4 separate regions of the Mus musculus genome follow, and regions 1, 2 and 3 are each linked to region 4. Evidence: chromatin loops called from intact Hi-C (ENCODE). Cell type or tissue: heart. All regions are shown on one strand. Each heading gives the region's core, and the rest is flanking DNA. Links, peaks and the distances in the headings are about the cores only.

Region 1 (8,272 bases), core at 1,269-6,268, 71 kb after region 4:
ATAATTGAGAGATGGTAGACTACAGAGAAGAGGGAAGAGGAAGAAGAGGGTTATTGGAGGTCAATAGATAAAGCAGGATTGGACAAGAGACGGGAGAGAGGAGGAGTGGGTGCATTAACCAAAACCAAGGAGCTAAGAAAAAGTCCTTGTGCAAACCCACTTCTCAGCGAACTTTAAAATATAGCTGGAAAAAAAAATAACTGGAAAAGTTTGGAATTACCTGTATGGATGGACAATTGTGCTCCTAAATGGAAATGACCATGCAAGGCATAAGATGCCTCCCTCAGAGGTACTGGCCAGGGAGGTGTGAGAGGCTCCCCAACAACACAGGTTGCCATCGCCTTTGCTTACCCACTAAATGCTGTTTCCTTTATTTATGTCTGTGTGTGTACACGGTGCTGGTCAGGGTATTTCTTCATAGTAACAGGAGACAAGACAAAGACTGTCATTTGCTGACACAAGCTTTGCATGGAATGCTTTTGTTAACATTCACTTTGACATATCTGCAATTTTAATTACATACAAGGGTTTCCTTGGAGAGAGAGAGAGAGAGAATATGAGAATTCATGGACAGGCTAGTGTTTAGTATAACATTAGTTTACCATAGCAAACTAGCAAGATCTTTTCTTTGGCTGTTCGTATTGCTCTTCCGTGTGTGTGTGTGTGTGCACTGAGGTTTTGGTCATCATCTATTTTAAGCAGTGTATGTTGAGATATCTGCTTCCCTTCTCGGTTCTGTCACCTGGGATTTCATGATGAGTTGGGGTTTGTTTGATTGCAATTCTGCGGTCAGTCCTAGGGCCTTTCTTACTCTCCCAGTGAGCCCCATCTTCAGCCCTTGTTTATTGAGACAAGATGTCTGTAGTTGAAGCTGACCTAGTTGTGATCCTGCCTCAGGCTCCCAAATGCTGAGGGACAAGGTGAATTACCATGCCCAGGTTTAAGCAGTCTTAGGCTGGTTACTTAAGTATCAGTGGTGCATGCGCAGTCTTAGGCTGGTTACTTAAGTATCAGTGGTGCATGCGCAGTCTTAGGGTGGTTACTTAAGTATCAGTGGTGCATGCACAGTCTTAGGCTGGTTACTTAAGTATCAGTGGTGCATGCGCAGTCTTAGGGTGGTTACTTAGTATCAGTGGTGCGTGCGCAGTCTTAGGCTGGTTACTTAAGTATCAGTGGTGCTTGTGCAGTCTTAGGCTGGTTACTTAAGTATCAGTGGTGCATGCGCAGTCTTAGGCTGGTTACTTAAGTATCAGTGGTGCATGCGCAGTCTTAGGGTGGTTACTTAGTATCAGTGGTGCATGCGCAGTCTTAGGCTGGTTACTTAAGTATCAGTGGTGCATGCGCAGTCTTAGGCTGGTTACTTAAGTATCAGTGGTGCATGCGCAGTCTTAGGCTGGTTACTTAAGTATCAGTGGTGCATGCGCAGTCTTAGGCTGGTTACTTAAGTATCAGTGGTGCATGCGCAGTCTTAGGCTGGTTACTTAAGTATCAGTGGTGCATGCGCAGTCTTAGGGTGGTTACTTAGTATCAGTGGTGCATGCGCAGTCTTAGGCTGGTTACTTAAGTATCAGTGGTGCATGCGCAGTCTTAGGCTGGTTACTTAAGTATCAGTGGTGCATGCGCAGTCTTAGGGTGGTTACTTAAGTATCAGTGGTGCATGCGCAGTCTTAGGGTGGTTACTTAAGTATCAGTGGTGCATGCGCAGTCTTAGGCTGGTTACTTAGTATCTGTGGTGCCCAAGAGCTGTTTCAGATCTCCTCTCTTGTTCTCACCTGCTGTTGAATGAGGCAGAACTGTACCATTTCCAACCGGTTTTCTCAAGTTGTTGTGAGCCCTGGAGCTCCGTTCCCTGGTCTGGAGAGTCAGTCAGTCCATTGAACGCGGTTCACACAGTGGGATGCTGTGGTTCTGAGAGCCTTTAAAGGATTTTGTATCTTCAATGCTTCTGCCGCATGTGGTGTTAAAAGAATTCAGAAATATCGCCAATATCATCACTATTGTTCCAGAACCACTTTTAATATTTGGGTTTTTTGAGAAGGCATTGCTATGTAGCTTAGGTTGGCCTTGAGTTCACTATGTAGCTCAGGGTAGCCTTAAACCTGCTGCAATCCTCCTGACTCAGCATCCCCAGTGCTGTAGAGGCATGCAGCACCACACCAAACTGTCCATGCCCCGGTCTTATAAAGTGGCTTGCTTTCCCTCCAGCCATTCCCATTTCCCGATGGTCGATCTGGATGTCTTCCATGGGTGCCTACACTGCCATTTGTGCCCTTTCTTCCCTCGCACAGTTTCTTGGATCCGGACCTTTTTTTGCAAGTGAGATGTTTCTACCCAGACCATTTTCTGTTTTTCCTGAAGTTACTTTGGTGGTGTGCTGCTGTGGAATCTTGCTTCAGGCTTGTTTGTTTGCCCTTACTACCCTGCCAGCTCCCATTCTAGGTCGCGCTTTTTGTGGGAACCCAGGAGTAACTTGCACTCTGTTGGTGCCTTGTTTCCCTTGAGCACTAATGGACCTCTGTGGACCCTGCTCTTCCTGTCCCCTGCACATCTGAAGTTTTTTAAAGTCTGCCTCTGTCGTGGTGCAGTGTTTCATGGTATGTGTAGACATGGCTTTCCTTGAGTGTGTCCTGCTAGCACAGTTAGTACAGTTTGTGACACAGATTTAGGCTTTTCTCTTCTGAGCACTGCAGCTGTGGGCCACGGGTGTTCTTTCAATTCCATGTTATTTTATTCCCCTCTTTTCTTCCTTTCCCAGGGAATGTGTTGTGTGTGTGTGTGTGTGTGTGTGTGTGTGTGTGTGCATGTGCATATAGCAGGGGCATGGAGATTAGAAGACAGCTTGCAGGCACCAGTTCTTTCTCTGCCATATGGGCACAGGCTTGACAGGAGGTGTCTTCACGCACTGAGCCATCTTGCCTGCTCTTGGCTTTTTTTGCTGAATGCTTTGATTTTTCTTTAATGCTTGGGGGGCACTACACACACACACACACACACACACACACACACATTCATACTCTTACATATGCACATGCATATACATTAACACACACACACACACACATATACACACTCACACACACCCCTACACAGCCATTCATACACTCTTACATATACACATACACACATTCATACTGACACACACACACACACACACACACACACACTCACACTCCTTTAGTAGCTGATAATCCAAGTATCCAGTGGCTCACTTTTCCTCACAGTGCTATTCTTGCTTTCTGCCTGCTGGTTTTTATTTTGTGAACATGAGCACAAGCTCAAGGCCAGAGAACAAAACAGGCGCGGGGCATGATGGGACACAGAGTTCTTGTGTCTCCTTGCTGTGGTGCTACAGAGTTTGCTCTCAAAGTCCTTGTGAGACACTGGCCGCTGTCCTCAAGGCAACAGACAGGGGCTGCCCTGTCTGCTGGACACTCCCATTGACCCAGGAAGCGGCCCAGCTTTTCTGTGAATGTTGATGCTCCCCCCAACTCCCCCACTTCTAAGAATTTCTGGGGTTGAACTGGGTTTTAACTTTAGGACACTACTACACTGTTGTGCAAAGAGGCCACATCATTATATTCCCACAGAAACACAAAGTTTTCTAGTTCTGCACATTCCTTTCAACCTCTGGTGTCATCATTACCTTTGGTTAAATTCTTTCAACATGGTGTGAAGGGTCACTGTGGTTAATACCAAAAGAAACGGTTGCCATCTAGTGTCCAGTTGTACACATTACATCTGGGAAACCTAGCCCTAAGGAGAAGCCTAGCTTCAAAACTGGCTGGTTAAAATTTGTATTTCCTGTCTGTTAGCATACTAAGAACAACATGAGCCCAGGTTTAAAATATTCTTTCTCTTCACCACATTATTACCTCAGAAACTAGGCTGGTGGCTTTAATTAAAAAGTTTATTTGGGTGGGGTGGGGGCGGGGAACAGAACCACTTATGTGTTTTCTCCACCATGTGAAACCCAGAGATCTGAACTCAGGCTGTCAGGCCTAGTGGCAAGTGCCGTCGTCACCTACTGAGCCATCCCACTCACTGTCCCTGAGCCCTCTCTAATCTCTGGAGGTTCATTAAAGTCAACACTAAAAGGCTGCTCCTGATTTCATCCACCTTCCGCCCCAAGGCCTTAGTGGTGTAAGGGTTTACACAGGTGGAGTGGCTGAAGCCTGTGGAGAGGGAAGGGCGGAGACTGCCCTGCTGCCTCAGACCCGCCACACCCTTTCAGGAGAGGCATCTGCACCAGTGTCCTGAATCGCAGACGTGCAGGGAGCACCAGGGTCTCTTCACAACAGTGTAGTAGTGTCCTAAAGTTGACCTAGACAGTGTGAATGTGGAGACCCAGTGTCAGCTGCCACAGGCTCCTAGGCCCCGGGGAAAGGACATGTGCAGGTGAGCAGGTGGCCTCAGGAAAGGAGAGAAGGAAATAAGCAGTTTGTCCTTTGAAGGGTGTCACACACCATGGCAAAGCGCCTGTGTCACTGATCAGTGCATGTGTGTGCGGACTGTGTGCCTTCAGATACAGGTATAAATACTGATAAGGACCCTGGGGCCCTAGCATCGCCCTGGACAAGCCTAGAGCTCCCGGACTCCTCGGATGCCACTTACCCAGTGCCTGCTCGGTTACTAAAGCAAGCCTGGTATTTCTAAGGCAAGCATCAACTCCTCCCATAGAGTATGGATGGTCTGTCTGCCCATCAGTTTTGAAGTCAATCCTAAAGAATCGTGTTTTAACTCTGAGTTTCACAGAAAGCCCCAGTGCATATTTGAAGGGCAGTTCACATTTCACTCTTGTGAGGTCAGCTCCAGAAAGACCCTGGCTCAACAAACAAGAATCCTCTCATTTGAACAAAATAAAAGCCACAGGCTCAACTCCAATCATTTCTCTAAATTTTTATTAAATATCCTTTTTTTTCCCTACAGTTTGATCTTGTGGAAAGGAAAGATTGTGAAGATGAACAAGTCAATTACCTTTTCTAAGACAGCACTTAGTCCTTGTTACAGAGAAAAACAAAAGATCTGTGGCACATCATCTTTGGAAAGATCTTTTGCAGTTTCTTTTAAAAAAAACTCTCACAGATCACGTCTGCCCCCTTTCAGAGTCTCCCATGAGGCAGATGAACCCCATTCACAGAAGCCCCAGGGGTGCCGTTCCACTGCTGATGCTGATTTTTACATCTGTGGTGCTCCCCGTATTTGCACTGCGCATCTTCACCGGGAGCCTGGCTGCTTCCCCAGCCTGCACACAAAACCACTGTGCTGATCAGAGCTGGCACATTATTCCATGATAAAGAAAAACTCATTAAAGGCAGACCAGTGATTCTCATTATCACCTTGACAACATACTCCTTTTTAAAGCAATTTTAATACCAAGATTTGACTTCTAACATTTTAAGAAAGAAAATATATAATATATAATATAATATATAATGGTAATAAATTAAAAAAAAAAGGCAACCCTGCTCAGGTATCATCCAAAGCATGATCACATTCAGAAAAAAATTAAAATTCGGGACACACATGGACACACCCCACCACGAACAGTGTACCCGCGATATCATGAGATGTGCAGTGTTCTTAGCAATACATGTCATGGCCTGAATGAAAGGCAAACGTAATACTGCCTGTACTGAGCATTGCTAAAACATCTAAGCAAAGTGAGTTCATCTTCCTTAGGTCAGCCTCTGCCCCCCTCCCCCCGCCCCAGCTCAACAGTGCAGCCCGGCTTGCCTGCCGCCAGCCTCAATCCGGTGTCCTATGGGGACAAATATAGCAATATACAGGCTTGCAGAGAGCTCTACGCTTCCTTCCTGTCCTCTGGCTCCCTCTTAGGTAGGGAAAGAGGCACTTCTCTGCCCACCACAGTAACTGCTGATGTCTGACGCACAGCGGAACAGAACAGAGTGTGATTCACCCCCAAGGAACCAGGAAATTTTACAGTCGCTCAAAGAAATGTGGTGATGCGGTGCTTGTCAATGCATCAGTAAGAGGCACGGCTACCAGACAGCTGCTCTCAGTAAGTGGGAAACTGGACTGCATATGGAGGATCGCCTGGCAGAAATCCCAAAATCCCAACACATGCCCGTCTGTCCTTACACTTCCCTTCCACAGGAAAAGTCCTCTTGCCCAGTAGTTCCAAATGAGCCAAAACCAGGGGAAAGAGGCAGGGGGAGGGGGGCATCAAAATTGATCCTCGCATCTCCATAGCTCATTCTTCAATGAGAAAAACCTACACTTCTGTGTTTTAGACAGGAGCCCCTAAAACATTCTGAGGCGATTTAAATACTAACCATTGATGAAGAAGGTAACAGATGAAGTGGTAAATTTTCAAAGACATTTCGTAGTGTTGGGGGAAATAAGTCATTAAGAAGAAAAAGAATCTGTAAGAGGTATGGAAAGATCTTAGATATATATAATATTTTTTAAGCCCAACTCATCTCGAATTTCACAAAGCAGGAAAGGAAACATATAAAACCCATGAACCCACTCAAAGCCACAGCAAAACAAACAGCGTAACTTCAGAATTTATGTTTGGTCAGCAAAGGCACAAATACGTCTAGCTGAATCTCTCATCTTCTGCATCAGAGACCACAGCTCAAGAGCACAAGTCCTTTTATAAGTTACCAAACAGGAATCGTAGGACTTAAGGTCCTGTCCCTAACATCAACATAGTAAAGGCACATTTTCAATTAAGATGGGGAAGAGCCCGTTTGAAACTTCCTACAGATGAGGCTGGGTGGTGGTGGTCCAGGGAATGGATAGACATTTGTCAGAACCTCTACAAAATAAATGTCACTTTGTAAGGGACCATTAGCAAGCACTTGCTGGGCCCTCCTGCTCCTCCCTACTGCCATGTGGTCTGCCCTCTAGGCACCTTAACCAAGGGCAACCTGTTTTAGTAACAGGGTTTTTTACATGTATCTAATTTTAATTTTTTCCAAAAGAGAAAACATTATTGTGTTCCTCTACTTTGTGTCCCAGACAGATGGGCCACACACACCCTTTGTAGTGGCAAATGGAAGATTCATTCATTAAATGCTGCCCCCCCCCATAAGGTGGATGCTCTTCCATGGTTTTAAGAACATCAGATATTCAAAGGGGCTAATGTTATAGTCCTCCCAAAATAATCACCTCAGGGGAAAATTTGCCTCTGGTAAGTTTAAGCACACAGTGAACTGTGCAGATGGTATAAAATTTGAGTCTTCGGGGTTTTACAATAAGCAGCGCAGAACAGCCCTGGGGTTTTCCCCTGAAGAAGACAGACAAGGCTCATGCTCTCTAGGTGCAGTGTTGTGGGAAAACCAGCAGTGCAATAGCTACAGACCAAACTGGCACAAACGGATCCTGTCCAACTGCATTGGTTTTCAAGGTACAAATAAAACTGAGGAGAAAACCCACCCATTAAAGAATGAGGCAGCCTGTTCTTCCTACACTGGCTGATTCTGTCCAGGCAAGGGGCACAGTGATCTGCTGGCAGGATGTACACATGCTCTGGCAAAACTTCAGTAGGCCAGAACCTCTCACAAGGATCATAGCCATTTTACAACCAACAGGCTGCAAGGGATGCAGGGCTGTGGGAGAAAAGATCCTGATGAGCCCACAAGCCCCACTGTGCTAGGGACCACCTACCATACACTTCGACTCAGTCAGACATGGCTTGGCTTCAGAATATCAATAAAGAAAAGGGCTTAGCTGGATCACCGTCTTGGTCTATACTCAGATATGTACAAGGTAGCCATTTTCTGGCTTCATTCAAACCAGGAGAGAAGGCTGAGAAGACCAAGGAGTATCACAGACAGTTTGCCCTGAAAAACCTGGTATCGCACTCACCTAGAGACCCTGTGTAGATTTAACCAAGGTACCAAGAAAGTCCTGATGTTACCACAAGGACCACAGACATCATCACTAAGGAAAGATGGGTCTCCCATCTCCACTAATCTCCAAATGCACACAGACAAGCATGGCTGGCAGGAAAGAGAGGCAGGGGGAGCCGTAACACACCTCCATGGTGAACATGTGCAAATTCTACTTTCTTTCTAGAAGGGATTAAAAAGAACTGGCTTTTTAAAAACACTTGAGAGTATTCCAGTAGTAACCTTGAAGTCTCAAGGAAAGGCCTGTGTTTACGGGCAGGTGTGAATTCTGAGTGTATTCTTCACTTCCCATCTAAGTGAACCTGGTCTACTGTGGGTGGGGTGTAGCCTGGGAAGGTCACAGATCTTCTTCAACCTCATCAAGTCACGATACCTTAGAAGATGGTCTGGACTGA
Region 2 (5,000 bases), core at 1-5,000, 190 kb after region 4:
GGGTTTAAGAATTGAAAGGTAGGAAATATTTCCAAGTCTCTTGGGGATGTTTTGCCTTGGAGGAAGGGGCATGCATATATTCTCAGCACTTCATTGCTTCTGAACTATGCTAAGATCTGGCCTCTCACACACAAATGGGATTCCATCAACTCCTGGCATCTCTGTGTACCAAGGAAGACTTGAATTGCTTCTAAGTCCCAAGTACTGGGGAGATTATATGGAGCTCCACCTTCTAGTTAAATGCCAAATGTCTTTAAAATAGAGTGGATATAAGGAATAGAAAGTTAAATAACCAATTAAAGATTTTCACAGGCTGGAGAAATGGCACTGGCTGCTCTTCCAGGGGTCCTGAGTTCAATTCCCAGCAATCACATGGTGGCTCACAACCATCTCTAATGGGATCTGATGCCTTCTTCTGGTGTGTCTGAAGACAACTACAATGTACTCATATAAAAAAAATAAATCTAAAGCCGGGCGTGGTGGCGCACGCCTTTAATCCCAGCACTTGGGAGGCAGAGGCAGGCGGATTTCTGAGTTCGAGGCCAGCCTGGTCTACAAAGTGAGTTCCAGGACAGCCAAAGCTACACAGAGAAACCCTGTCTCGAAAAACCAAAAAAAAAAAAAAAAAAAAAAAAAAAATAAATCTAAAAAAAAAAAAAAGATTTTCACCATCAGTTGACTTGGGTAAGGGTGTTGCTGCTCTTGCAGATGACCTGTAGTGGCTATTCCTGTTGTCAGCTTGACTATATCTGGAATGAACTACAATCCAGAATTGGAGGGCTCATTTGTGATCCAGATCTTGAGGCATAGTGGCCATGAAAAGTTTAGGCCCTTGCAAGGTAGTACACACCTTTAATCCCAGAAGAGAGATCTCTGAGCTCAAGGTCAGCATGAGACAAAGCAAGTCCCAGATCCAGGCACAGTGGTACACACCTTTAACCTGGGCCTCGCCTTCTCCTGGAAACCAACCTAAGGACCTTGGAAGAAGGAAGATTCTTTCTTCTCTCCTGCTTGCACTTACTGCCAGCACCTCTGCTGGAACCTACTCTTCAGGATTCCAGCTGATACAGAAGACCAGCTGAGACACCCAGCCTCATGGGACTGAGCAACTACTAGGTTCTTGGACTTCCCGTCCACAGCAGTCTATTGCTGTACTGCAGACTGGAAGTCATAACAACAAATTCCCTTAATATATAGAAACCATCCGTAAGTTCTGTGACTCTAGAAAACCCTGACTAATACAAGACCTGAGTTCCATTTCCACAATGGCGCATAACTACCTTATTCTGACCTCTTTGGGTACCCATACATATAGGAAAACACAAACACATAAGGCCTATTTAAGGAGATCCTAGGGCTTGGGTGGGAATCTGAGTAGTATTGGCAATACTCAGCACGTTTGAATTACTTCCCCAGCACACAAAGTGAAGGAGGGAGAGGAGAAAGGAAGCTTTAGCAATAGAGGCTTTGAGGTTCCCTTAATGGAAGGTATGTCCCTTGCTAATCCATCTAGAATTTGGTCAAGGTGAGCTCACAGCTGGAAACTTCTCCCTGTTGATAACAAACTTGTTAATGTCCTACAAGGAAAGGACACCCCAAAGCTAGGGCAAGCTTCATGCTGGAAAATGCGTAACTTATGGGGCTGTCACCTGAAAATTCACCTAAAGGCCCACTTCTTCTAGACATGAGGGTGAGCCCTTGGTGTCTTTAGACCAAAGTCTGAGATCAACAGCAAGTGATGTGTTAGGGATGATATGTAAGAATTTTAAGCTTAAGCCACCTGTTCTAAGTGCTTTACTAATAATTAATCCCTACCACAAACCTTCACCCACTCAGTGTGGCCACCCTTGCGGTACACAGATAAGGAACAGGAGCCTGGTGAGATGACCAGCTTTCTCACAGTCACCATCTGGTAAGGACCTGACTGAGATAAGGTCCTGACAGCAGGGTCCAGCCTCAGAACCATGAGACTCCACAGCCTCTCTTGGGAAGCTGTTGTTAGGCCAGTTCAGTAGGTCAAGGTGACAACCCTACCCGAGTTAGATCCAGGAACCCATGCAGTAGAGGGCAGACTGTGATCTCACTCTATATTGTAGCACTCATGATCATGTGTGCATACACACAATCCCACACACAGACAGACAGACAGACACACACACACACACACACACACACATCATATATGCACATGGGACCCAAAAAGTCACACAAAAACGTTAAAGCTCTTGTTAGCAGGGCAGAATGGTGCATTCATAAATCCAAGTCCTAGGAAAATGAAAAGCTGGAGATTCAGGAGTTCAAGATCACCCTAGCCTATATGAAACTGAAAAAAAAAACAAAACACACAGACATACACAGACACAGGAGAAAGAAGATAGACACACACAGAGTCAGACAGAAAGACACACACACACACACACACACACACACACACACACGCAGGGGAGGCTCTTTCATTGAGGAAATAGTCCCAGATCTTTAGAAACAATTTTCTGCCATCTAGCTATGTTTTGGAACATTACACCAAAATGAAATTACTTTTGAGTTGGTTTGGTCTGGAAACATTTGGGTTTAGAAGAATTTCAGTGCCTAGAATCAAAATGCCTACTATTTTCCAATGACCAAAGATAAGGATGTAAAAAGCTATTTAAAGTAAATTAAGACCCTATACTAGTCTCTTTACCAGATGTTTCAGGGAGCATAGCCACAAGTCACATTACAGATATAGTTAGGATTTGAATAGGCCACCAGCAGTTCTTAACCTGTGGATCACAACCCCTCTGAGTTAAATGATCCTTTTACGGAAGTCACCCAAGACCATCAGAAAACATTATGATCCATGACAATAGAAAAACTGCAGGTATGAAGTAGCAAGTAAAATAATGTTATGGTTGGAGGTCCTTACAACACAAGGAACTGTATAAAAGAGTTGCAACATTGGGAAGTTGTAGCACCCCTGGGCTACTCAACAATTTCAATATCACTCCACATCTGCCTGCTAAACAGCTGCACAGCTGCAGAGAGCCAGGGATACAGTAACCATTTCCAACAGTTGTACCTAATCCCAGGGGAGAAACCAGGTGGGCTTGTTGAATGCTTGTAATCCCAGCACTTGGGCAGTAGAAGCAGGAGAATCGGCTTAAAGGTCAGCTACACCAGTTTTACTCTGGGACATGTGGGTCCCTGTCTTAAACAGGGGAGCCTTTCCAATTCTCTATGCCTTTATTCTGGGAGTTTTAAGCAAGTTTTTGGAGAAGTTTTTGGGCAGTCTCACCCTGCTTATCCAAAAGACTTAAGCCCTATTTTTTTTCCTGATAAACTTTCATGACAGCTGTAACATGTTACCCAAGACATGCTTGGCAAGAGATTACTTTTCTCCAGTGTCCAACGCTCATGGATGAAACCTGCTAATGGCCAATCGGAATCTGCTCTTGGGGAGACCTCAGGGTTCAAAAGGTCCAGTGTGGCCGGGCAGTGGTGATGCACACCTTTAATCCCAGCACTTGGAAGGCAGAGGCAGGCGGACTTCTGAGTTTGAGGCCAGTCTGGTCTACAAAGTGAGTTCCAGGATAGCCAGGGCTACACAGAGAAAGCCTGTCTGGAAAAAAAACAAAAAGAGCTCCAGTGTGCAGCCTTCCAGAGAGGACTCCCCCCAGCCCTGACTTTTCTTCTGCCTCAAAAAGCTTTTGATCTTTGGATTTATCCCCCCTGTAGGTGTCTAGCTGCCTTGCACAAGCTGTGCAGCCTTCAGGAGGTGCTAAATCAGTACCTACAGAAGAACTAGGGCTTCACTCAAGTCTGAGTCACTGTCAGCTCCAGACACTAGGCTGTCGAGTCCTGGGTCAACTCCCAACTCAAGGTCCTATGTCAGAGCCAGCATATGCTAGGAACAGAACACAGTGTCTCTATGCTACAAACACACAGCTTAATGGGAGCCTACAAGCAGTGTGGGAGCCTGCACAGTGTCCTAACAGGAGAGTCCAGGGAGAAAAGCAAGAGGGACTACCAATTAGGTAACTGGAGAAACAGGGCAGAATGAACTAGAAAGCACAGAGCCCTCTTGCTTATTTTATATGAGGGAATTCAGGGGACCATTATTTTTTTAGTTTTAAGTAGGCAAAAGTGGAGACAAGCAAAGTACTATCACCTCACCCAAAAATATTTTAATGTTGATTAATTAAATTATAAACTATTAACTTAGGGACTGGAGAGGTGGCTCAGTGGATAAGAAAACTGACTGCTCATCCAGAAGTCTTGAGTTCAATTCCCAGCAACCACATGGTGGCTCACAAACGTCTGTAATGGGATCTGATGCCCTTTTCTGGTGTGTCTGAAGACAGCAACAGTGTGCTCATATACATTTAAAAAAAAAAAAGTCTCTTTAAAAATACCCATTTCTTAATGAATTTCCATTCACAGTACAAACTGTCCAGTTAGTTTTCAAATGTAGCTGCTGTGTTCAGGATCCCTTTAAAATGGGGTTAATAGGTCTCAATCAAGCTTCCCTATAATCCATATTCTCTCTTTGTAGCCCTGGCTGTCCTGGAACTCACTCTGTAGACCAGGCTGGCCTCGGACTCAGAAATCTGCCTGCCTCTGCCTCCCAAGTCCTGGGATTAAAGGCGAGCACCACCACTGCCTGGCCTCTCTTATTACTAGAGATTTTGTTTAAGGGCTGGGGCATTTAATCAGCCATTTGTCATGAGTGACTGACCCAGCAGTCAACATATCAGCACAGAACAGTGCATTTATCTCAATGAAAATGCAAAGAAACAGAACCAACACCAGAAGCGATTTCACTGTCGCTGAGCTAGATGGTATTCTGTGTTCCCATCACCTATACAGCCCCTTCCCCTCTAGTCTTAGCAACAATATATGTTGTCAAACTCCAGGAGTGCGCAAGCCTGGATAAGTGAGATTTCTATACCATGTCTTATTAATGAAATTTTCCATATTAAATTGACACTTCAATAACTGACAGGTAGCTGGTGTGTGGTCAC
Region 3 (8,272 bases), core at 1,826-6,825, 250 kb after region 4:
AAAACAAGCCGGGCGTGGTGGCGGACACCTTTAATCCCAGCACTTGGGAGGCAGAGGCAGGCGGATTTCTGAGTTCAAGGCCAGCCTGGTCTATAGAGTGAGTTCCAGGACAGCCAGGACTACACAGAGAAACCTTGTCTCGAAAAACAACAACAACAACAACAACAAAACAAACAAACAAGCCAACTGGACTGATGTGAAGGACCCTACATGCTGACTAAAGACATTTTCTTTGCATCCTCAATATGCCGGACAGAAGACTAATTTATTAAAAAATATTTATTTTGTTTTATATGTGCGAGTGTTTTGCTCACACCTATGTTGTATGTGCACTGTGTGTGTGCCTGATGCCCATGGAGGTCAGAAGATGGAGTCTAATTTCGTGGAGCTGAAGTGGGTGTTGGGAGCGGAATGCAGCTCCTCTGGAGGAGCTGTACACACTATTCACCACAGAGCCACCCTGCAGCCCAGGGATGGTTTGACTGTACTGCACTGTGAAAGAGAATTCTAACTGCTGTGTGAAATTGGAGCCAGAGAGGCAGGCAGTCATAAAGCCTTAAGGCCAGGAATGAAATGTATAGAAAGCCAGGTATAGGTTCCGGGCAGATAGTGAAGATCTGGACTACTTGGAAGGAAGATATGCAAACATGACCGGGAACACATGGTTGCCATTAAAAGAACCATCCTGATTTGGTCCTGAGTACATTGCAGGACACCCTGTTCCTAGTGACCTGGCATCGATTTTACTAGTAAGTGTGAGCTTTGCACTGAGTGTGGGCTCCTGCTTGCTTCCTCAGTCTGCTCCCTGCCCTAGCTTCTCCCATCTCCCTCGAATCTGTCTTCCACAGTGATGCTCCATGGTTTCTTTTAAACTGTGTGGTTTAACTTTTTATTTTAATAAAATCCAGACATGCACAGCATGTCCAGTGCTGTGGTTAAACTAAGACAACTCTTTTGTTTGTCTGGCTGGTTTGGTTTGGTTTTGGTTGTTTGAGATAGGCTCTCTCTAGGTAGCCCTGGAATTTGCTATGTGGACTTCACAGAGATCCACCTGCCTTTGCCTCCTGAGGGCTGGGATCAGAGGTGTGTGCCACCATTCCCCTATTTGGGGCGGGAGGGGGTAAGACTGTTTCTTAAGTAGTTCTTTTTGTCTTTGCTTTAAGAAAAAGAAATATTTATGACTAAAATTTAAATATCCAGTTATAAGTTAAGATAAACAGTACATTTTTATGGAAAACCATTTTCCCCCAACTCTAAGTAAAGTTGATGAAGTGGCTGAATTCCTTTATGTTTGTGCGTATCTTCAGTGCCTGCCTTAATGGAAGACTAAGGGATGCTGGTATCTAGCTTGTCACTCTGTTTGGTCGGGTGTTCAGCAAAAATCTCTGACCCCACATAGGTAAAACATCAGCTTCCTTTCTGTGACGCATTCTGCTCTGCTGGAAAAGCTCGTCCCATCCTCATCTTGATGTCTTGTACTGTTTCTAGTCCCTTAAGCCAGAACACTTTGGCCCTTCACACTAATATTCTATATTCTCAGTCCTTCCTTTTGAAGTAGAATCAGTTAGGTTGTGGGCTTAGTTCAGTGACAGAAGGCTTATCTGATGAATCCATAGCTCTGGATTTGGTCTCTAGCTAGTGTGGCTAGTGTGTTCATGTGCACACGTGTGCATGCATGCACACATACACGTAATATTGTATTTGTCCTTCAGAGCATATTTATTTATTTACTTGTTCATTTAGTCATTCCATAATCCTGGACTATCCTTGGCAAGGCACCTTGTAGGTCTTTGTGCTAGAAAGACAAGTAGGAAAAAAAATCTTACTCTGGAATAGGGGTTTTCAAACATTTTTCTCTAAAGCAAAATGTTTTAAGACTGGGTATGGTGCTACGTGTCTTTAATTGCAGCATTCAAGAAAGGGGGGGGGCAGGTTTATTTTATTTGATATTGAGTAGCTTTTACAGTCCTGACACTCACTATACAGATCAGGCTGGCCCCAAACTCAGAGCTCACACCTGCCTCTGCTTCTTGAATTTTCAGATTAAAGGTGTGCATCACCCAAGTCATGTTTGTTTGTTTGTTTGTTTGTTTGTAATGTATCCTAGGCTGGCTTTGAACCCTTTTTGTAGCTGAAGAGAATGGCCTTGAGTTCCTTCTGATCTCCTGTGCTCTTAGATAGCAGGCATGCACTGCTTTGTCTGGTTTTATGGGGTACCGGGGATCAAACCCAGGCCTTTGCATATGTTAGGCAAGCTACATATCAACTGAGCTATATATCCCAGGCCCATCGAGCTTTCTGTGAACAGCCAGTTAGTAAAAATGTAAGTTTCATTGGTCACCCGTGTTCTCTCACAAGCACTGAATTTAGCCATTAATAACACCAGAGTGCTGACATCCTTGAAAGGACCACTCCTCTGAGATAATGTTGTTTGCAAAAGCAGGTGCTAGGTTGTCGTTTGCTGACACCTGCTCTAAACATCAACAACTAACCAAATGGGGAAACCTGTAGTGAATGCTAATGAATAAGATACAGCAAGAAAATATGGAGAATAGAGAAGAATAGAGAAGCAAGGGGAAGAGTTTATGGAAGATGAGTCGGGAAAAGAAGTTAGAAGGAATCGAGGCTGTGCCCTGTGCTCAGGAGTCTGTGTTCTAAGACAGAGCCGGAAGAAGGCATATTGGTAAATAATAGAGTCGAGTTTCAGGTTGAAAGGGAGGAGATAAGAAAAGTCCACACTAGTCACATTATGGAGGAATTTAAGAGTATCAACAATGAAGAAGACATTCTGAGACCTTCTAGAAACAGGACACGTGATATTTGATTTCTTACAGGCACACCGGCTGCAGGGCAGTAACATTTATTAAATGCTACAAGACAAAACAGAAAAGTGTTGAGCCTAGAATTTTCAAAATAAACCATCTGAAGTGAGCCACCTCAAGTCTGATCGGGGCACGATGGCTCACCTCCAGAAACACAAAGGCAGGATTGTGTGGGAGAGGTCAACCTGGGCTACAGAGTAAGATCAAGTCTCAAAGGCAGAAGAAAGGAGCCGGATGTGGTGGCACAAGCTGTTAATCCCAGAACTTGGAGGGGGAGCATAAACTGGACAAGTTCAAGGTTGTCCTCAGTTACACAATGACTTGGAGGCTGGGCTCTGTGAAACTCTGTCTCCAGAAAACAACAACAACACACACATACACACACACACACACACACACTCACCCATGTGGGGGGCCACAATAAAACTGACAAATTCAAGGAAGAGTTATTACACAAGGACTAACTTTAAAAATAAATTTTTTTTATGCTGAGTGTGGTATGGCACATCTTTGATCCAAGCACCCCGAATAAGAGGCTGAGGCAGATGAGCTCTGAGCTCGAGGCCAGCCTGATCTACAGGATGAGTACCAGGACAGACGGGGCTATGCAGAGCGACCCTGTCTTGAAACAAAAACAATACTGAACAACTGACTACTTTTAGGCTAGCCTGGCATACATAGTGAGTTCCAGGACAGAGCTGCATGGTGAAACCCTATCTAAAACAACTGTGTGTGTGTGTGTGTGTGTGTGTGTGTGTGTGTGTGTGTGTGCATGTGTGCGTGTGTGTATAGGCTAGAGGATCAAACTCAGGCTTGGCAGCAAATGCCTTAACCTACTGAGACATATCCTTGGCCCCTTGGCTCTGTAGTTTTTTGGGAGGTTGGGGATGGGAGCAGGGCAGGGTTCCTATAGCCCAGCTAGCCTTGAACTCCTGATCCTCCTGCCTGCACCCAGAAAGTGCTATGGGGGAAGACACACCCCACCACAGCTGGCTACTGATTGCTGTTTCAGCCCTGTTTCTACAAGATATTCTGTTCCCCAGAGTCTGAGACGTAAAACTAACTCCCAGCAGCCTGAACATGAAATGCTAATGGACATAAAAGAAAATAACGATTAATACCTATGAATCAATGCACACACAACGAATACAAATGCGAAACTACCCTTGTCTTTGCTGCTGGTCCTGAGGCCAGAGCTAAGGTGCTGATGTCTCCTCTTTCCACTGCTTACTTCATATATATATATATAAAGTTTATTTTAGGAAGTACTGAAATGAAGGAAAACAAAAAGTCCAGATGTAGTTAATGTAGTCTTAAAAAAGGAAAAGGCCCCTAGGTCTAAAGCAGAGAGGAATGAAAATAAAATTAGATCAGTTACAACTCAGAATTGAAACCTAAAAAATTGTGAAATATTAATACGGTGGACACTTCAGGAGGAAGGATCGAAATGGACGCAGACCGAGCTAATTTGCTTACTATCATTATTTACTTATTTTTGTAGTGCTGGGAATTGACCTTGCGTATATTAGGCAACCCGTCTTCCACTAAAATATTTCTAAAATTTAAGAAATAATACGGATTGTCAGTTCTGGGCTAGCCTGGGGCACTTAATAAGATGCAGTGCTCCTCACCACAGGAACAGTTACTAGAACCAGCATGACAGGGAGGAACCAGTGCCCCTCAGCGTCTCTCTAGTGCCCTCTATTGGTAAGGCTCAACATTGCATGACCTGGCAAAGAAATTTTCTCTGACCAGGAAAAGGAAATGGAGCTGAAAGGCTCAAAACACACATGCATGCATCTCTACACATAATAAAAAATTAAACAAACTTTTTTCATTCCTTGTTTATTTTTGAGATGGGGTCTTTCTATATAGCCTGACTGTCCTGGATCTCACTATGTAGAACAGGCTAACCGTGGTCTCAGAAATCCACTGGCCTCTGCCTCCTGAGTCCAGGAATTAAAGACATACACCATTATTCCTTGAAAAATAAATGGTTTTTAAAAATTCAGTTCTGGGAGGCTGGAGAGATGGCTCAGTGGTTAAGAGCATTGACTGTTCTTCCAGAGGTCTTGAGTTCAATTCCCAGCAACCACATGGTGGCTCATAATCATCGGTAATGAGATCTGATGCACTTTTCTGAAGAAGGCTACAGTGTACTTAAGTATAATAAAATAAATATTTGGGCCGGAGTGAGCAGCAGGGACTGAGTGAGTGGAGTTGACTGGAGTGAGCAGAGGCCCTAAAAAATTCAACCCCCAGCAACCACATGAAGGCTCACAGCTGTCTGCACAAGTACAGTGTACTCACATACATTAAATAAATAAATAAATCTTTTTTTAAAAATTCACATACCTAGGATCTAAGAATTTGGTTCCGTGGCAGTCCACTTGGGCTAGTGTGCACAGAGCCCTGGCTTCAATCCCCAACAATCCCCTCCCCCACAATCCATTCACAAGAAGGCTCGTGTTGTTATATGATTCCACAAATACAATGGAACCAGACGGTCAAACTCATCTAAACACAAAGGTGACTGACTGGTGCTGCCACAGCCCAGGTCGGGAGGAAAAATGGAAGGTGGTTGCTTAACACACAGAGAACTTCAGTTGGGATGACAGAGAAATTGGTGGAGTCGAGAAGTTGCACAGTGATTGTTACACAAAATACGAATATATTTCACGATAAGTAAAAGCGGTAATAACTGTGGGGAGGGTTGTCCTTCCACGGTAGAGCATGTCCCAATCTCTGTGCTCCAACACCCAGTACCAAACAGCTCCACGAAGGCCGAAGTGATCAACTTCATTCAAAATAAGAAATGACTCAAGCACTGGCTACCTTAAACTTGATCAATTGATTTTGTGTGTCCGGCGGCTGAGGTAAAATACCATGACCAGGAGCAGGAAGGTCTTACTTGGCTTACAGTTCCAGAGGGATGAGAGTCAGGACGGGCAACTGTGGCAGTGAGCAGTGGACACACCGGAACAGAAATGAGGGCTCACATCTCCAACAGCAGGTAGGAAGCAGAGTCAACTGGAAGGAGGGTGAATCTTTCAACTCTCGGAGCCCGCCCCCAGTGACACACTTCCTTCAGCAAGACCACACCTCCTAGGCATCCCCAAACAGCCACTGGGAACCAAATATCAAGTGTCTGGACTGTGGGGGACATCTCTTTCAAACCACCATACATGGAGATTAGAGGACAATTTATAGGAGTCAATTATGTGGGTCCTAGGGACCAAACTCAGGCTCGGCAGCAAGTGTTTTGTTTGTGTGTGTGTGTGTGTGTGTGTGTTTTGTTTTTGTTTTGTTTTGTTTTGTTTTGTTTTGTTTTGTTTTGTTTTGCTTTGTTTTCGAGACAGGGTTTCTCTGTGTAGCCCTGGCTGTCCTGGAACTCACTTTGTAGATCAGCCTGGCCTCGAACTCAGAAATACGCCTGCCTCTGCCTCCCAAGTGCTGGGATTAAAGGTGTGCACCACCATGCCCAGCTGGCAGCAAGTGTCTTAACCTACTGAGCCATACCCTTGGCCCCTTGGTCCTGTGGGGTTTTGGGGGTGGGTTTATGGGCAGGACAGGGTTTCTATAGCCCAGCTAGCCTTGAACTCCTGATCCTCCTGCCTGCACCCAGAAAGTGCTATGAGGGAAGACACACCCCACCACAGATGGCTAAAGACTGACTGCTTTTCATTTCAGTCCTGTTTCTACTAGATATTCTGTTTCCCAGAGTCTGAGACGTAAAACTAACTCCCAGCAGCCTGAACATAAAATGCTAATGGACATAAAAGAAAATAACAATGGATCCTTATGAATCAGCGCACATGTAATGAATACGAATGTGAAACTACCCTTGTCTTTGCTGCTGGTCCTGAGGCCAGAGCTAAGGAGCTGATGTGTTCTCTTTCTACTGCCTACTTCCTATTTCCTTCGTTCCTATTTCAGCTGGTCTGCTGGCCTATGAAGTGTCCTAACCTCTCAGACAATGGGTTTTCCATTCCTTTGTGATGTGTTTGCTACACTTTTCTATTAGTATGTCCTACCGGGCATTGATGTAACACACACTCCTGCTCTGACGGTACAGTAGCCCCTCAGTGTGGTTGGGATTCTTGATGGTTGTGAGCAGTCACTCTCTCCGTACAGAGACCTTCTGTCCGGGTCACCAGGCTGCGGAGGAGCTTAAGACAGGCAAGCAGTAGTATCATATTCCACACTCATGGCCACATGGCTGGATCAGCAAACCTCAGAGCTACCAAGACAAGAAGAGACTTTTTCTGAGTAGACTGCTCATGAATAACTGTCTCTCCTGATCACGCATCTTGACTTCCAGACCTGGATACACTCACTGTGGAGGAAATGGTTGAAAAATAGTCTCTGACTTAACGCAAACGCCAAAGCTTGTAGGAACCCTGTCCTTAAAGGTGTCTTATCACTGCTGTGGTCTCCCTTCAAATTCCTAGTTTGAAAATCCCACCCCCAAACTAAACAGTATTTGGAGGCAAGGTCTTTGAGAATTGGTTAGGTTGTATCATGAGAGCCCGCACAAATGAGGTGAGATTCCGTTAATGTAAGAGAGTGTAGAGATAGCCTTCCCTCCTGCAGCAGTCAAGGACAGAGTGGAGAGAAGAGTTGGTTTGAGGCTGGTGTCTGCAGATGGCAAATAACGCTCTCAGCAACTGTGTTAGCCAGGTCAGCCTTGGTCTGCATCGTAGAGCGCATGCCCAGAATCCACCTTTCCCATCATGGACACATTGTGTATGAGCCCAGGGAGTAAGAAGAACAAGATTGTTTGGCTTCTACGGAGTATGTTATATTGTTCTGTAAGATCATGCTTACAGTGAGTCTCCTTTGGTTAACACTCACAAAGACATAAATATCTCTCCGATGCTGTCTTTGCTAAGAAAGGCCCGTGACACTCCTTACTCCCATACTTCTTTGGCGCCACAACTTCAGGTTTTTCTCTCTTTTGACCATCTGGCTGGCTGGATTGTTTCCATCTATACACAAGCCGATGGAAGGATACACGCCTTCTCATTGCAAACAAAAGAGATGTATTATGCTCCTAGGGCTGCAAAGACTAATTACAGTGTCATAAACACACACACACACACACACACACACACACACACACACACACACATACACACAGCATCAGAAGTGCCTTGCTTCTCAGCTCTCGAGGTGTAACATCTGAAGTAAGGTTAGTATGACTATGCTCCTTCTGCAGGCTCTTAGAGAGGCCTCTTCTTTACTTATGTGTAGTGTCTGTTGCCTTCTAGCAACCCTTGGCGAATGCTGGCTCAAGACATATCCCTCAAGTATTTGTCTCCATCATTAACACATGGAATTTTCCGTATGTGTCTGTGTCCAGATTTCCCTCTATTATAAGGGCATCTGTCACTGCATTTACGTGTCACTGAATTTAGGAACTATCCTGTCTGGTATGACCCCATTTTAAC
Region 4 (8,272 bases), core at 1,241-6,240:
AACACTGTCATCAAGAAAATAAATAACCTGGCATGGTGGTGGACACATTCAATGCCAGCACTGGTGGGGCATGGGGGGAGGCAGGTGAATGTCTGTGAGCTGGAGGCCAGCCTGGTCTACACAGTGAGTTCCAGGGCAGCCAAGATTACATTGAGAAGCTATGTTTCAAAATAAGATAAATAACAAGTGTGGTCCAGTTTTTCTTAATGCCGTGAGTGAATAAGTCTCCCTGCCCTTTCCAGGGGCCTGTCAGAGTGCACTAGGGGTGACTCGGGGTCCTCTGAGAGTGCGCTGGGGTCGACCCAGGGGCCTCCAGGCTATTTATAATGACCATGGCCTTTACTTTCTCTCCAGAGGCATCCAGAAAAGAAAATGCAAGTTTTTTATTTTTACGAGTTTTGGGGAGGGGTGGGGAGGGAGGAAGGGAGAGAGGGAGGGAGGGAGGGAGGAGAGGAGGGAGGGAGAGAGAGAGACTCAGCAACTCAATAGTACAAAGCTAGCTGCTATCAACAGTACTCAAGGGTGTTTTTCTGTAATAAAGACTGCTGACATTATTACAACCTCTCAGTAACTTCTACCATGTCTCCTCAGCCTTCTGCTGTGGTGGTAGAGGGGACCTTCACCCTGCTCTCTAGAAGAAACTAATACAATGCAGGGTTTCTTGAGTTGTTATTGGACGTCTTTCCAGTACAGGGCTTGGCAAAAAAAAAAAAAAAAAGAGTTAAGAATTAAGATTTACACATTTACCTGAAGATTTGCCATCAGTACACATGTTGGCTATTCACGGGGAAAACAGAAATTAAACCATGAAGAACTTTTGCATACCAAGAAGAATTTGCATACCAGTATTGTTTCCGATGGCTATAATGGGTGTGAGGACCCCAGAGACTTCAATTCAAGATTGCTGTTCACTGCTGAGATGCCTTTTCTGCCTCTATTACATAGCTTAATGATTTCCTGGGTATTAGCCCTATTGTGGATAGCCCTGGGGCTAATTATATTTGATGTTAATTCCGTTCTCCTGTGAGTGGCTTCGAACAAGAAATGAGTCAGCACTCAAGTGATTTCCTGTAAACCTGCTTACCACCTTAATTTGTAAAATAAAGGAGAGCTGATGATTGGGCAGAAAAAAGGGAAGGTGAACGGAAGGTGGGGGGAGAAGAAGGAGAAAATGGAAGAGGGAGAGGAAGAAGAAGAAAAGCAGAGCAGAAGCACATGGCCTGGAGAAACCACAAGTTCTAAGGGGTCTCACAGATGGAGAAGATGGTAGTGTAGCGGTAGATCTGCCCAATCTAGGCACACAGCATGTATTCATATTACCTGAGTTGTTTTCATTGCCTGGGCTACTTGGGATAGAGAGTTTTACTGCAACACTCTATTGGGCATTTTTCCTGCAGAATCAATCTGAAGATGAACTTTCATGTAGTAATGCTTAGATGAATTGATGGTTTCATAATTCCTGATAAAGATTTTATAGAACTCCTAAACTGATACAACTATTCTCAAGTCCCCTATAGAATAAAAGCTGCAAATAGAGCCCTGTAAACCTCCATGTGTTGTGGGCTAATTGCAGTAGGAAAGTAAAACAAGCTTTGAATGCATTAATGATCAAGAAAAACACTCATTCTAGGTCAGGGCCAAGGATGAGGCCACAGGTGTACACTGTGATAAATCAAGATCATATGAAACTGTGGCTTTCAACTTATAAGGAGCCTGTAGAATGAAACACTGCTTTGAACTTATAATCTGCATTCTACTGTAACTCCCTTTTGTGTAACATTTTATCTATGAGGCATTTTTTTTCTTACATAGAAGACTTTTTTGTATAAAAAGCTGAAAGCAAAAATAAAGATTTGGTGTAGCCCTTTTCTGCTTCATCCAGTGTGCTTGTGTCTGTGTGCCTGCCTTCCTTCCTTCCTTCCTTCCTTCCTTCCTTCCTTCCTTCGAACATTTTGAACATTCTTTAACTATTTATGAAGGAATGTGCATGTGGCTATTGAAAGACAACTTGTGGGGGGTCAGCTTTTTCCTTCTACCACCTGACTCAAGATTATCCAGCTTAGGTGGTATCCTAGCTTGCTTTTCTGTTGTTGCAATAAACACCATGACCAAAAGCAATCTGAGAAGAAAAGGGTTTGTTTGGCTTGCAGGTTACAGTCCATCCTTGAGCGTAGCCAAGACAGAAACCTGGAGGCAGGCACTGGATCAGAGACCCTAAAGGAATCCTGCCCATTCGCCTGCTTCTCATGGCTTGCTCAGCCTGTTTTCTGATACCCAGGATACCCGTGCCCAGAGGTGGCATTACTCACAGTGGGCTGGGCCCTCCCCCATCAACATTAATTAAAAACATGCCTCCATCAATGTGCCCGTGGTCCAACATGATACCGGTAATTCTTCTGTTGGGGTTCCTTCTGAGTGACTCTAGCTTGTGTAGGTAAAGCTTGACAAGTACACGTGGAAACACCTTCACCCCTGAGCCACCTCTCTTGACCCCACCCAAATTCCTTGTAATTGTTTTACCAGACAGCATTAGAAATCTAACACATTTTATCTGTTGAAGGCACCCTGAAAGGGTATTACTGTCATAGACATCCAGGATATACGTCTCCTTGGTGTTTTTTTATTTCAGCTCCTTGGTTCCCAACACAGGAAGAAGCAGGAATATACTTCATTCTGTAATGAGGACCCTTTGAACTTGCAATGACTGGGCCCACTAAAGAGCCCAAGGTGAGGGCAGCAAAGACCACTGGCTCTGAAGAAAAACAGATTTAAAACACTCTTCCTAAGTACGCAGTGGGGCCTGGAAAGCAGAGCTGCCCCTGCTTTTATAGTGGTTCCTTGGGGATGCTCTTGCAAGAGGAGAAAACGCATTTATTATGAGTCCATGACTGTGAGGCAGCCCTGTGATACAGCAGGGACACTGGTCTGTGGTAGAGCTCCTGCTTAGCAGGGACACAGCCCTGCCTCTATCCATACCCTCCCTCTCCAAGGAGCCACCAACCTAAAACTCCCAGCATTTGAGCTGCCTGCTTCTTAGTACTGGCTCTAGCTTATCCAGATAGATCCTGTGCCTTTGTGAACACAAGAGCCGTACTAGGTCCAGAATGCCAGAAATTTTACATTTGCAATATATTTTTAAAAAAACAAAACCCTTTATGGATTGTTTGTTTTGGCGTTACTCCACCAAGACTTAAGCAATCTACAAACGCTCTCTAGCAGTGAGCTACATCCCAGTTTTTATTTTTTACATTTACGGTTGTCTTAGGGATGAGAGTACAGAGCAATTTTCTAGCACTTGAGAAGTCCTGAGTAGCCTCGCTAGTGTAAGCAGAGTAAACCCTGCACCCAAGTGCCTATTCGTGCAAAATCCCGATGGAAAGGCCAAAAGTACAGTTCAGTGGCGGTGGACGCGTGCCCAACTAGTCCAAGTCCATGCTTGGCTCGATTTACTGCTTTGAGGTCTCTCCGTCGGAGAGAGGCGTCGTGGTGGCCAGAAATGAAACAGGATCAGGACAAGTCCAGGGCCCTCAGTCCCCCTCATGGTTACACCACTGCTTAACAGCTCCACCACACCCCAGTATCACCACAGCAGGCATAGAGTCATTGCCACATGTGCCTTTGAGGGGCGTTTAAGAGCCAAAGTCTCCAACTACAGCAGAGGACCTAAAAAGAAGGGACTGTATTGGATGAGAAAGTTGCATGTTCTTGAAAGCAAATTGTGCAGGCTCTGGGGATCCGCCAGAAGTTCAGAGTGCTGAGCTGAGAGAACTGAACTCATCACGGTGAAAAGAAACGTAAAGCGGATATACTGGTGTGTGCCGTGCGCCGCGGTGCCTACGCCGAAGACGCTGAGGCAGGAGCAGAGCTTGAGCTCACTAAAGGGAAGGTGGGAAGACCTTTACAAAAGCCTAACCGCTGTTCTAAACTTTCCTTCTGAGCCTATGAGCTCATTTCCTTCACTACTACTCCTTTACCAAGACCGTCCAGCAGAGGGCGCTCCGAGCGTTTACCAATTATTCAGTGGCACTCAATCCCTTCTCCACTACGCAGTTCCAAAAATAAATTTGACCGTTCTTGGGCTAGTTAATTGACTGGTCCTGTTTACTCCAGGAGGACATTAGGACCTAGTGGACTCTGCAGTTTGAGAATAGGCCCTTTCTTAGCTACTCTCCATGCTTAATAATAGAATTAATATCTTATTATATATTGTATATAATATGTATTATTATAGAAATAATAGTAATTTAATAATTTAAATACACACTTTGAAATATTGTCCCTCTTTCTCCCCTTCTTCTCCCTCCCTTCCTCCCTCTTTCTCCTCACTGTATCCCAGCGATACAGAGTAATTTTTCGTGCTTCATTAGCTATATAGCCCACACTGAGTGATAATTTATTGATAATTACGACTTTCTCAAATATTCTCTATCCAATTCATCTTAAATGGTAGTCCGGGATATTTTTATGCCTTCTCCTGGCGGTTTAAATACATCACAACGTTTCTGCATCTAAAGGAGAGATCCTTGCAGGAGAGAATGCAGCGCTGACTATAGCAAATAGTCGGCTTGTCTGGGGGTTTTTAGCTTATGAGATGCCTAAATAATGATGAAGACATCTTGGAGACCCCCTAAAAGAAGAAATTTTCATGGAATAATGTTTAAAATAATAAGTAAAATAAGGGTCAGCAAGATGGCTCAGAGAGTAAAGGCACTTTCCAACAAGCCTGACGACCCGAGTTGTAGCCAGAAACCCACCTAGGCGAGCTAACTCCCACAAGTTGCCTCTGACCACACACTGACTGTGATGTGCATGCACTCCACCTCTTGCCACGCAGAATAGTGTACTTTTAAATTTTAAATTAAAAATAGTAATACATTCAGGCTGGAGAAATAGCTCAGCAGTTAAAAGCCCTTGCTGCAGCTCTTGTAGAAACTTGTGTGAGTTCCCAGCACCCATACCTAATACCATAGGTCGCACGCCCTCTTCTGGTCGATGTGGGTACTGCATGCATGTGGTAGACGTACGCAGGCACACACAGAAATAAATTCATATTTAAAAAATAATAATTAAGAGCCGGGCGTGGTGGCGCACGCCTTTAATCCCAGCACTCGGGAGGCAGAGGCAGGCAGATTTCTGAGTTCGAGGCCAGCCTGGTCTACAAAATGAGTTCCAGGACAGCCAGGGCTATACAGAGAAACCCTGTCTCGAAAAACAAAATAAATAAATAAATAAATAAATAAATAAATAAATAAATAAATAAATAAATAAATAAATAAATAAAAAACAAAAAGGGATGAGGATGCAGTTAAGTTGTGGATTTCACGCATGTGTGAGGCCTTGAGTTTAGATCTCCTGGCACCACAGGGGAAAAGGAAGAAAAGAAATTGAAATACTTTGACTTTCTCCTGTGGGTTATCTAAAATGAACACAGATGATAATGCTGTAAATTTTTATATATCAAAATATATCATATAAAAACTCCATATATAAATATAAGATGTAAAACCAAGAAATTTTAAAGAGAATATTTGTATGTCCCACAGACAAGATTCTGTTGTCTCTTCTACTTCCTGCTGTGATACCAGGATCTCAATGTACTAAGTTCTAATTATACAACCTAGTAATTTATTATAAGTGTATGCCACTTATAGGTTAGGGGTTCCTTTTCTCTTTTTTCCTCTTCTTTTCTTTTCTTTTCTTTTCTTTTCTTTTCTTTCTCCTGTTTTGAGACAGGGTCTCCCCATGAAGCCCTGGTTGGCCTGGAACATTCACTATGTAGACCAAAGTTGAATTCACAGATATCCACCTACTTCTGCCTCCCAGGGGTTGGTATTAAAGGCCTGTGCCACCATAGCCACTTAGAATCTCTTAAAGAAGATATAAAAAGCTCAGCCTACAAAGTAAAGATTGGTCAGTTTTATTACTATCCATTCAAAATATGCCATTAGAAAGCAAGATTGTTAAAAGAGATCTTTTAACAACTTACCATTAAGTGTTGACTGCTTGCCAAAACTAGGTGGTAAAACCATATTACTGAAGACAGCATGTGCTCTGGCCTCAGAACATGGAGAAATAGGCTATAACTTGAATGAGAATTCTCTAATTACTTTTTACATGGAAAGTGTAAGGGAAATGGACAGAACTGGACATCATGCTAATCAGGTTAAGACAGATTAAGAAAGGCAAATCCAAGCCAGATGTAGAGGTGCATGCCTTTAATACCAGCCCTTGGGAGGCAGAGGCAAGCAGATCTCTCTGAGTCCAAGGCCAGACTGTTCTACATAGTGAATTCCAGGACAGTAAGGACCACTAGTAAGACTTTGACTCAAACAAACAAAGGTTGATGCTATGTTTCTTTCTTATGCAGAATCTGGATTTAAGTTTATATGTGTGTATGCATATATAGGTCATGAATGTAGAAAGGGGACCACAAGAAGGAAGGAAAGAAGGAAGGAAGGAAGGAAGGAAGGAAGGAAGGAAGGAAGGAAGGAAGAGATCTTAGGAGGTGGGATATGGAGTTCATGTTCTTGAGGCATAAGAACATAAGAGAGGACAGTAGGGAGGAAGGAGAGCAGCAGCACTGTATGGAGGGAGGAAGGAGAGCAGCACTGTATGGGGGAGGGAGGAGAGCACCACTGTATGAAGGGAGGAAGGAGAGCACCACTGTATGGGGGAGGGAGGAGAGCAGCACTGTATGGGGGAGGGAGGAGAGCACCACTGTATGAAGGGAGGAAGGAGAGCACCACTGTATGGGGGAGGGAGGAGAGCAGAACTGTATGGGGGAGGGAGGAGAGCACCACTGTATGAAGGGAGGAAGGAGAGCACCACTGTATGGGGGAGGGAGGAGAGCAGCACTGTATGGAGGAAGGGAGGAGAATGCTGGAGTTCATCAAAAGACCCTCACTCACAAAGACCACAGAAACAGCCATCGCTGCAAACTGCATGAGGATTTTTATTATTCCAACATGTTGGGGACTCCCCTCTCAGCACACAGGCCAGAGGAGAGACCCAGAACAAAGAAAGAACACACATTTTATACCTTTGTAAGGGACAGATTTGAGCAACAGGGTAACTGGCTTATTCTAATTGGTGTAGCAAGTAACATTTTCAGACATTGGTTGGTTTGCACAGTGACTACCTCTGGCCTAGTGACTCACTGTGCCTGCCCCTATGGTGGGTTATTATGATTTGGTCAGCAAAGCAATAGTACATTTTGAACTTATGGGTTAGCTATTAACGTTACAGCTATCGACAAGGTCAGGGTGGTTTGTGGGGTTTTTTTGTTTTTTGTTTTTTCTCAGAATTCAGTGTGGGGTGGAGTAGGGAGATTCTTTTAAGAACTGTTATTTTGTTATGGTTATTTCTCTGAGAACAGCTAATATTATTTTGGCAGCTGTAGTTTTAATCATTTTGACCGCCAAAACTATGTTTTTACATTTGTTTAGACAGCCAGCTTCCTTATCTGGCTCTTTACTTGGCCTGCTAGCTAGTACAATTTGGAAAGACCTTTTCGAAGGGGGAAGGTAGTGGGTGGTCTTGACTTCATTTTGGATATTACAGGAGCGGTACAGTTTGGAGGGTGGGAGGAGAGCACTACTATATGGTGGGAGGAAGGAGAGCAGCACTGTATGGAGGGAGGGAGGAGAGCAGCACTCTATGGAGGAAGGAGAGTGTCACTCTATGGAGGGAGGGAGGAGAGCAACAAGAAATGGGAGGATGGCCAGGAGGAGATAGAAGAGGGCAGGGCTAGGGAGACAGTGAAGTGCAGGAACACATGTATGAAAATGGTATAATGAATCTCATCACTGTATGCTAACTCTAAAACTGAAGTGCTTAAGTATGGGGCGTGAAGAACCGATCACATGGCAGCCATATTAGGCGTGCCAGACTTCTAGTTGAATCTAGGTATCGCAGATAAACGCTATCTAAAATCTTAGATTAGCCAAACATAATGTGATGGCCAATCTTGGTTGTCAGCCATCCAAAATCAACTAAAACCCAAGCAACTGGGCACACCTGAGAGAGATATTGTTAGTTAGATTAGGGTGGAAGGATCCACCCTGAATCTGAGCCACACCTTCCGGCGGCAGCCTTCGTAAAGAACCTTGGAGGAGGGAGCTTTTTCTTTGCCTGATGGCCCTCACTCTCGCTGGCAAGTCCATCTGTCCTGCCGCTCATGCCCTCCTTCACTGGTTAAAAGCCACTACTTCAGGGTTTTGATGTGGACTGAAAACTGGCAGCTCTCTAGGACTTCCCCATGTCCCTGGGGACC

The links. Hi-C counts contacts between places; a loop is a spot of excess contacts. Peaks named below come from ENCODE experiments on the same cell type or tissue, not always from the same donor. Only the 100,000 strongest peaks of a DNase experiment are listed, where the experiment ranks them.
Region 1: it touches region 4 in a loop (6-fold over the local background); 23 of 42 quality-filtered maps call a loop at or near these places.
Region 2: a loop joins it to region 4, with 4 times the contacts of the local background. A loop is called at or near these places in 2 of 42 quality-filtered maps.
Region 3: a loop joins it to region 4, with 4 times the contacts of the local background. A loop is called at or near these places in 17 of 42 quality-filtered maps.

The regions. Positions count from the first base shown.
Region 1 is chr5:103,851,927-103,860,198 of GRCm38, reverse strand. Aff1 (AF4/FMR2 family, member 1) reads right to left here. Exons shown (of 20, transcript NM_133919.4): 20 at 4,877-8,272. Among named protein-coding and RNA genes, the nearest start is that of Gm42139, 29 kb to the left of the region's middle. In heart, for the core only: a CTCF peak has its summit at 3,716 (motif pointing left); a DNase peak (open chromatin) is centred at 4,398; H3K27ac peaks cover 262 bases.
Region 2 is chr5:103,739,111-103,744,110 of GRCm38, reverse strand. It overlaps a transcript of Aff1 not described here. Among named protein-coding and RNA genes, the nearest start is that of Aff1, 13 kb to the left of the region's middle. In heart, for the core only: a CTCF peak has its summit at 2,531; no DNase peak of the experiment used is centred there.
Region 3 is chr5:103,676,795-103,685,066 of GRCm38, reverse strand. No RefSeq gene overlaps it. Among named protein-coding and RNA genes, the nearest start is that of Gm25721, 23 kb to the right of the region's middle. In heart, for the core only: a CTCF peak has its summit at 4,521 (motif pointing left); a DNase peak (open chromatin) is centred at 4,536; H3K27me3 peaks cover 273 bases.
Region 4 is chr5:103,923,306-103,931,577 of GRCm38, reverse strand. No RefSeq gene overlaps it. Among named protein-coding and RNA genes, the nearest start is that of Klhl8, 16 kb to the right of the region's middle. In heart, for the core only: CTCF peaks have their summits at 3,987 (motif pointing right) and 4,979 (motif pointing left); DNase peaks (open chromatin) are centred at 3,677 and 3,987; H3K4me3 peaks cover 611 bases; H3K27ac peaks cover 522 bases.